Linked DNA regions of Homo sapiens: region 2 is linked to region 1. A link is a contact called in ENCODE POLR2A ChIA-PET data. All regions are on one chromosome and are shown on one strand. The core of a region is the stretch at or near the end of the contact, and the rest is flanking DNA. Distances in the headings are between cores, read along the strand shown.

The links. ChIA-PET counts read pairs that join two places held with the same protein, here RNA polymerase II (POLR2A).
Region 2: POLR2A ChIA-PET joins it to region 1 with 14 read pairs in BJ. The contact joins two enhancer-like sites. POLR2A ChIA-PET finds 5 or more read pairs at or near these places in 3 of 52 experiments (BJ, T-cell and activated CD4-positive, alpha-beta T cell).

What each region holds. Positions count from the first base shown.
Region 1 is chr9:114,283,293-114,287,544 of GRCh38, forward strand. It overlaps COL27A1 (collagen type XXVII alpha 1 chain), which reads left to right. Exons shown (of 61, transcript NM_032888.4): 40 at 417-470; 41 at 1,432-1,485. LOC124902252 (a long non-coding RNA gene) reads right to left here. Exons shown (of 3, transcript XR_007061741.1): 2 at 1,301-1,425; 3 at 673-759. Among named protein-coding and RNA genes, the nearest start is that of ORM1, 38 kb to the right of the region's middle. Within about 2 kb of position 2,304, at least 2 of the 41 ENCODE cell types and tissues checked have a DNase peak (open chromatin) inside an H3K27ac peak, as active enhancers do.
Region 2 is chr9:114,345,890-114,350,141 of GRCh38, forward strand. It overlaps AKNA (AT-hook transcription factor), which reads right to left. Exons shown (of 22, transcript NM_001317950.2): 16 at 1,835-2,011; 17 at 780-895; 18 at 1-120. Among named protein-coding and RNA genes, the nearest start is that of ORM2, 18 kb to the left of the region's middle. Within about 2 kb of position 1,987, at least 6 of the 41 ENCODE cell types and tissues checked have a DNase peak (open chromatin) inside an H3K27ac peak, as active enhancers do.

The DNA of each region.
Region 1 (4,252 bases), core at 1,054-3,553:
GACCAAAATAACCTCATGAGTGTAGGTAGGAGGAAAATGTAGTAAAATGGCTAGGAGGAGATGAGTTTTGAGTATCCTCTATCTTTGTTTTTAATAACATTAATTTAACTGTAAGTCCATAAAATTGAATTGTTAATAACGGCTCTGTTTCACTGGCTTGTAAAAGTCCTGAAAATTTAGCAATCAGCTGTCTCGAACCCCTGGAGCCAGGAGAAGGAGGGCTGGGGCAGGGGTGGGGAACTCCAGGGAGGAGGGATAATGTTACTGGCTTTCCGCCTTGTTCACACACTTTGGTTATGGGCGGCATGGATGTGCCAGGCTGCTGGGCGGAGCGGGGCTGGAGCCTGCAGGGAGACTGCTGTGTCCCCGCTGTGAGAGCCACACTCCATACCAACGAGGGTCTCCTCCTCTTGTAGGGTGCTCCGGGACGCATGGGGGCCCAAGGAGAACCGGGACTGGCTGGTTATGATGTAAGCAGATATCACCTCACCCCACCCCCCGACTCTGTCCTGCAGGCCTGGAAACACAGGCCCATGCCAGCCTCTGCCCCACCACCTCCCAGCTGAAGGCTGACCCCTGGAATACTGAAGATGTGGGGTCTCACCTGCCCCAGGGAGCGCTGGGCCCAGAGCCGTGGTTGGGGTGGAGGATCATGGATGGGACAGGTGTGGTTGGGGCTGCCAGAGCGAAATGTGCCACCCCAAGCCTTCTTGGGTATTTCCTGCCCAGGGTGGGCGCTCTGCATGCCTTGTCTGCTGTCTGGGGAAGGGACCATTTCTGCATCCAGGTTGGCACCTTCTTAGACATGGCTGAGCCAAACCCATGTTACACATCTGGAGAAACCAGGGCTCAGAGAGATATGGTGCCTACTCAGAAGGGGAAACCAGGGCTCAGGAGGATAAAGAGCATGCACGAGGCCTGACCACTTCAGTTTGGAGGTGGGATCCTAGCCCTGGTCCTTGTGGCTCTAGATCCAGTGTCTGGAAGAAATGCAGCAGGGAAGGGAGGAGGAGGAGAGGAAAAGAGGCGAGACAAGACCTGGAGGGGTGTTGCGAGGAGCCCACAGTGGGTGTCCATACCTGCAGGCCTAGCCAAAGCCTGGGAAGGTCTGTTGAGGCAAGCATTTTGCCCCTGTCCCTGGTTCTGGCTGGGAGAACAAAGCTGGTTCTCCCGAGTCACCCTTCCAGGTCTGCTCCAGGGTGGGGCCCCCAACCATCCCAGCTGGAACACCCCTTTGGGGTGTGTCTGGGACCAGCACGGCACATCTGGAAGGCCAGGGCCCAGACAGGCACAGACTTACTCAGAGCCACACAGCCAGCTGGGGCAGAGCTGGGACCCAGTTTTGCAGCCCAGTATCCCCATCTTGGAGTCCATGTCCTTTGTCCTTCCTGAGTCCTCATTCTCACTTCCCTCCTTCTTGTTTGCCTGCAGGGACACAAAGGCATTGTGGGACCCCTTGGACCTCCTGGACCAAAAGGCGAAAAGGTGGGTGTTTGCTCTGGGGAAAGCAGCTGCACCCTCGTGTCTGAGGCTGAGGTCAGCTTCAGGGCCAGCAGGAGAAAGCCCCTGGGGTACCCATGGCTGGAGAAGCCTGTGGGGGCTCACCCCCTGCAGCAGCCGAGGCTGGTGTCACTGCCACTGTGCCCAGCCCGCAGGAGCTGTCAGATCCACATTCAGCACTATGTGCTGGGTATCATCTTTGTACCCAGCGCTGGAACGAAAACATGCAATCCCTGCCCTCACGGGGCTTATAGTCAAGAAGCAGAAATGGACATCAATCTTGTAATGACTAAAACTGCGACTCCATCATCTGTGTGGACATGGGAATTGAAGTCTTGCCCATGAATAAGATCACCCAGTGAAGAGTGGGGAGAGGATGCTGAGCAGGAGAGGCTTGGGACAGAGAGCAAGGAACCCCAGTGGTTAGTGGTCAAGGAAGGAGCCACCAAGGCAGAGGGGAAGGCATGTTCATTCCCCACGCCTTGGCTCAAGATTCAGTAGAGGAGAGGAATTGCTGGAAGGATCCTCGCTGATCCCTGGACCCTGCCCCCCCATGCCAGTGGGGATGTGGAGGGCCAGGAGTGCCAGAAGGTCCAAGGTGTTGGTGTGGTGTCACGTCCAAGGCAATCCCAAACTGGCCCCAGAACCCACGTGTCTAAGTCCTACCTTCGTCGCCTGAGTCCCTCCTGTCTTTCCTCCTCCTCCCCTCCCCTGCTGGCTCAGCTGGAACGCTTCGCTTGCCCCCTGCCTCCCCAGCACGCCTTTCTTTTGCTGAGTCAGCTCCCCACTAACTAAATCCTGCTGTTGGTGACTCACGCTGGCCCGGCGTGCTGCCCAGCCGACCCCTTCCTCCTGCTGGAGGAGGACAGCTCAGCCATGGTAGACGGCCACCCGCCCCAGCCGATTCCACAGGAAGCCACAGAAGGTGCCACTCAGTACCCCGGGTCCCTCCTGGGCCCTCGCAGCCTGCCAGGGCTGGCACAGAAGGGGTTAACACAGACTCTGAAACAAGGAGGCCCTGGTGTGCCCCAAGGCCTCTGCGCCGGAGCATCTGCAGCTCTAGAAGCAGTCTCTGTGGCTGCTGAGAATGGGACCCTAACACCAAATCTGCCCTAAGGCTGCAGGGGCCTTGTGGGGGTCCCCAGGATTCCCTGAGCCTTGAGTGCCTCATCAAGTGGTGGGGTCCTTGGGAATGAGAGGTCAAGGTGGGGGCAGAACATGTTCATCAGCCAGATGCCTTTTCTCACTTAGAAGGCATTATTAGATTCGTTCATTCCTCCAGCTCTCCAACAGGTACTTATGGAGGATTTAGTGTGTTCCAGGCCCTGAGCTAGAGGATGGAAATGATGCCCTTAGAGGTCTCAAAAATAGGGCGAGTCCCATGAATGAACAGCCACCCCGCAAGCTGGACGGTGCTAGGGAGGAGAGAGCAGCTTCCTGGGGTGACCCATTGAGCACACGCCCACGTGCAGAGTTCTTTCCCTGCCATTCCTCCTGTAATCTTCACCACAGCCCCAGTGCAGAGGTACCATTGTTCTACAAGACAGGCGGGGAAACTGAGTCCCCATAAGGCTCAGAGACTAGCCCAGGATCTGTAGTAAGAGGGTGGCAGGGCCAGGATTTAGACCCCATCTGTCCGATGCCAGACCCTGCTTCCCTAACCAAAAGCAGACCCAAGATAAGGAAGCCATATGCAATTTAACTTGAACCGCCCATCCCTGCTCACCGTGGGGGTGAGCTCACTACAAAGCTGGTGGCCAGAGAGAGGGGATGAGACTCTGGGACTTGGACAGGGCAGGGAAGTATCCTACCAGATTTCTGGTGCTAAAAAATGATATACCTAATGCTAAATGACGAGTTAATGGGTGCAGCACAGCAACATGGCACATGTATACATATGTAACAAACCTGCACGTTGTGCACATGTACCCTAAAACTTAAAGTATAATAATAATAGAATTAAAAAAAAATGCATCCCCAGACTACAGTCACATTGCGGGGGATCAGTATAGCTGGCTTTGGGCCGAGATTGCCCCCTGATTCCTGAGTGGCCTTGGCTAAGACCTTCCTTCCTCTCAGTTTCCCATCTTTAAGTGTGGACAGTAGTCCCAGCGGCATAGTTACTGTGCAGATCGGATGAAACAAACCTCACAGAGTGCCTGGCACATGGAACACGCTAGGTAGACACAGGCAGGCCCCTTCCCCAAAGCCGTCAAGTCCAGCTGCCTCTATCCACAGTGGGACTTGAGCACTGGATCCAAGAACCATAGAGAGTGGGCAGGGTCAAGAAGGAATCCCCGCTCCTTGGGCCACCCCTCTAGACCTCAGGCCAAGTCCCTGCCAGCCTTCAGCCTCCACCCACCAGAACCACAGAGGCCCAGGCTGGTGGCTGATCACCACCAGCCTTTAGAACTGCCTCCCACCAGGGATGTGTCCCAGCCCCAGGGACGCTTTGCCTCTGTCCAGCCTCTTCCGGCCCCCTTTCAATCCCTATGAACAAAGGGGCTCAGGGGTGCCTGGCTTGAGCCCTGTGCCCAGGGGAGTGACACCAGTTTCTGGGGCTGGAGTCTTCTGAGCCCTGAGATTCTGCCATTTGCCGTTCCGCTTACACCTTCCTTGTAGTTGAAAGGTGGCGTCTACACCTGTCCTGTGGGTGGACCAGGGCCTGGGGTGGCCATGGCATAAGGACCTCACCTCTAAACTCTGTTCCGCCCCCCCCACCCCAGTCTCTGGCCATGTCTATATGACACAG
Region 2 (4,252 bases), core at 737-3,236, 62 kb after region 1:
TGTCTGGCCATCCAGCACTGCCCACCCCTCTCTTTCCATCCCGAGCTGCCTGTGGACTGTCCTTGGTGGTCTTGCTCTTCTCAGAGAACAGTGGTAGGGAGGGCAGCTCAGATTCTGAACCTGGGGTAGAAAAAGTGGGGCATCAGAGGGGGCAAGGGGTGGGGGTCACATTTCTCAAGGAGTGGGTATGCCATGAGTTTAGGCTCTGGGGTGGATGCCTGGGTTTTAATCCCCAGTCTCCCCCTTAGGAGTAACAGCTGGCATTTCCAGAACCCTGCCCCCGTGCCAAGCGCTAGTCTAGACGCTCTGTGTGTGCCGTGTTGGGCACCTTCACAGCAATCCCACGATGTGGACACTGTTATAACTACATGGTGAGCTGTCCCTTTAACTGCTCAGAGCAGGTAAACAACTCGGCCAAGGACAAGTGGAGGGGAGCTCGCTGATCCCGGCTACTGACTCCAGAGCCCTGATCCTTTAGCACATCCCCTGCGCTCATTGGGCTTCAGCGCCCTTATCTGTGAAATGTGGATAATATGACCATCTTGCAGTGGAGGTTAAGCAAGACAGCAGCTACAAAGCCCTTACAGACACCCTACACGCAGTAGGTGTGCAGGACTTTAGAAGTGCTCTGTGCTTCACAGCACTATAATATCCTAAAACAGATGCACAAAAACCCTTCTCCAAGTTTCCTTGAATACTGTTGCTGTGGTCCCTGACCACTGAGCCAACATGCTCAGACTGTGGCCTCTGGAAATCAGCCTTTGCAGGTGGTCACTTACTCAGGGACAGTCGGAGCACCTCCCGAGGCACTGAGGAAGACCTGGCTCGCTGCCTTCCTGGAGGGACAATCTGCTCTTCACCTCTAGGCTCACCAGGCAATCTCTCTGTGGATTTACTAGCAAAAGGAAAGAGAGATGATGTCATTGGATGAGGTTTTGTGTGGCCTTTAAAGGTTATTTGTGAGAAGTTCAACCTGGAGAAATGCTTCTAACACGATGGAAGGAAGAGAGTATAGAAGTCAAAGCCAGACTCTGAAGTCAGTTTCACAGAAAATGGCTCTGCGCCTCTCTGATCCTCAGTTTCCTCATCTGTCAAGTGGGGATAATAACAGCAATTACCTCAGAGGGTTATAAAAAGATTAATGAGAAAATGTTCATAAAACCCTTCATCAAGTGCCCTCCCATAGACTCAAAAGAAGCCAGCTGATTTTATGTCATTGTCATAAATGAACAAACACCGAATTAATGGGTGAGAGTGAAGGCATGCTGGCAATGTTCTAACTCTTTGGTTGGGTGGTGGGTCTAGGGATATTCATTGTATTATTCTTTATTATTATTATTATTATTTTGAGACAGAGCCTCTCTCTGTTGCCCAGGCTGGAGTGCAGTGGCACAATCTCAGCTCACTGCAACCTCCGCCTCCTGGGTTCAAGCAATTCTCCTGCCTCAGCCTCCTGAGTAGCTGGGATTACAGGCGCACACCACCACGCCCAGCTAATTTTTGTGTTTTTAGTAGAGACAGGGTTTCACCATGTTGGTCAGGCTGGTTTCGAACTCCTGAACTCGTCATCTTCCCGCCTCGGCCTCCCAAAGTGCTGGATTACAGGCATGAGCCACTGCGCCCGGCCTATTCTTTATTATTAACATAGAGGTTTATATATTCTTTTGTGCATCAAATACTGCACAGTGAACAAGCTCAACAGTGAATGAATGAATGAGTGAGAGAGGGATGTGGCAGTGCCTGAGTCCATATGTCTGGGGAGAGCCAGAGGCCAGCCAAGACTATCTTCTGTAGCTGCCACCAGGACAGAGGTGGGAGTTTTGAGGTCACCCACCTGCCATAATGGGAGCCCCAGGTGGCTGGGGAGTCTGCTGGCCGGCCGCGGGTCCGGGCGGGGCGGTCAAAGGCAGATGCTGGGCGTGTCGGGCTGCCCTGGAGTGGCTGGTGCAGGCTGTCTTCCAGCCGCAGACGAAGCCGGGACACCTCTTCTTGCAGCTCACAGATGGCCTGGCTGGGGTTGGAGTGGAGACAGAAACAAAGAACAGAGGCATGAGGAACAGAGCTGCAGCCACCCGAGTATGCCAGGATGCGGCAGCCTTTGTCCCTTCACAGCAGGCACAGGGTCTATCTCTGCTGTCAAACGATTCTAGAACTTTCCTGTGCGACACTTTTCTTGCTACACAACTTGACACCTTTCTGAGTTCATGTCCCTGTGCAGTGAACAAAACAGAACTTTTCTTTGAAGTTTTCTCTTCCTAACACATGGGGTCTGAGTGGCTGTTCAGGAACACCAGTGACAAATTCTCGAGATGGAGACAAGGATGCAGCATAGAGAGGGCCCTAGCTACAGTTCTGCCATAAAATACCAACCTTCACTCTCTGTCCAGGCCCAGCTCCTCTCCCTACCACTGTGCAAGCCCATCTCTCCAGACCTGGCAGAAGATGCTTGTCCACCATCTCCCCACACAGACAGTGAGCCGCCAGCAGACAAGAAAGAAGCGGGCTTCCTGTCTTATAACCCCTGAGGCCCTGCACCTTGTGGATGCTCAGGAAACAGTACTGCAGTGGATCTGGGCTCTGAGACGGAGCAGAATAAAGCGCTGTGAGTGGAGAGCGGACAGGGAGACACCTCGATGCTTCCTAGCACCACCTGAACCGGGAGGGCTGACTAAGAGCAGGCTGGAAGCTGTCTGCAAGACTATAGTAAATCCTGGTGAAACCCCCAACATGGTCCAACCTCCAGCCACCAGCACTGAGGGAGTAAATCCTGTCTGTGTTTCTCTCCAATCAGTCCCTGCATCTTCAGGGTCTTGTTTTGTGGGCATTGCTGACACCGCAGCAGACAATCCTACCCAGATACCCCTCCCCACAAGACCCCCTCAACCACGGAGCAGCGTTAGAGCCAGGCTCAGCAAAGCCACCCTCCAGGCGGATGCAGGCTCCACATCTACTTGGTCTGGCTTCTGGGGTGGGAATTCCCACTGGGGCCGTTCTTGCCTGGTGGCCCCTGGACTCCTGGGTGAGTATCCCCTGGTGCCGCCTCCAGCAGACATGAGCGCTCAGATGACTGTGTCAGAAGGAGTGGAGGCCTCTTCCTGGCTGTGCCCCAGCGCTGAGTGTGTGTGTCTGAGGGCAGTGGGTTCCCTTGGTAATCCCCAGGGAGACGCTTGCTGGTGTTTCTGAGGCAAAGCCACGAGGGCAAGTGTGGGCGGTGGCTACTGGAGAGTGACATCTCCCCACCCCCAGTTAACTCCTGAAATGGAGAGCTCCGCCTCCTAGTCAGAAGGCACTAAAAAAAAAGACTTACCAGGCCGGGGGCGTGAGTCAGCCACTTGGGTATCTCAGTCTCTCTGATGTAACTCTTTAGTTTCTTACTGAGTGCCAGCAGGCACTTAACATTCATCTTTCTCTGCAAACTTACTTCCCTGTCTCTGCACATGGCAGCAGCATCTACCTGACTAGCCAGACAGAACTCTGAGTCACTCTAGATCCCCTCCTTCCCTGAACATCCCTGAAGTTAATTAGTTACCAAGTCTCATGGGCCCAACTTCCAAAATACCTCTTCCCAAATGAATCCCTTCTTCCCCTCTGTAGGGGCCCTCCCCGAGAACCCAGTCCCCATCATCTCTCTCCTGGATGTGGCAGCCTTCTCAGCAGTCTCTTGGTCTCCGTTCTCACCCTGCCGGTGGCCAGAGAACTCTAAAACATAAACCTGCCTACGCTACGTCCCTGCTTAAAATCCCCTTCCCTGTCCTCTCAGCCTTTGTGCACTCATGGAATATGCAGTGAATGTCTCCCCTTACCCATGGCCTTCAGGCCCTGTAGGATCTCCCATAGGTCTCTCCTCTCTACCCCTCTCTTCCTTTACTGCTCAACACTCCACCCCCTCACACTAGAGGATCTGGCTGACCGTTTAGCTCCTCCAAGGTGATGGGCACTCTCTCACCTTTAGGACTTTGCACATGCCATTCCCTCCACTGAAGATACTCTTCTATCTCTCTTCCTTCTGATGTCTGCTGAGATACCACTTCCTCCAGGAAGCCCTCCCTGAAGCCTCTAACCGGACCAGATGCTCCTTCGCTGTGCTCCCACAGTCCTTTAGTCCTCTGCCATCATGGTATTTATCACAATGGAGGGCACTACTGCCTGTTTCTTTGTCTGTTCATCCTACAAGATGGTAAGCTTTAAGAGGCCTAGGATAGAGTCTTGTCCACTATTGTATTCCCAAGGCCTGGCATACCCTAGACAAACA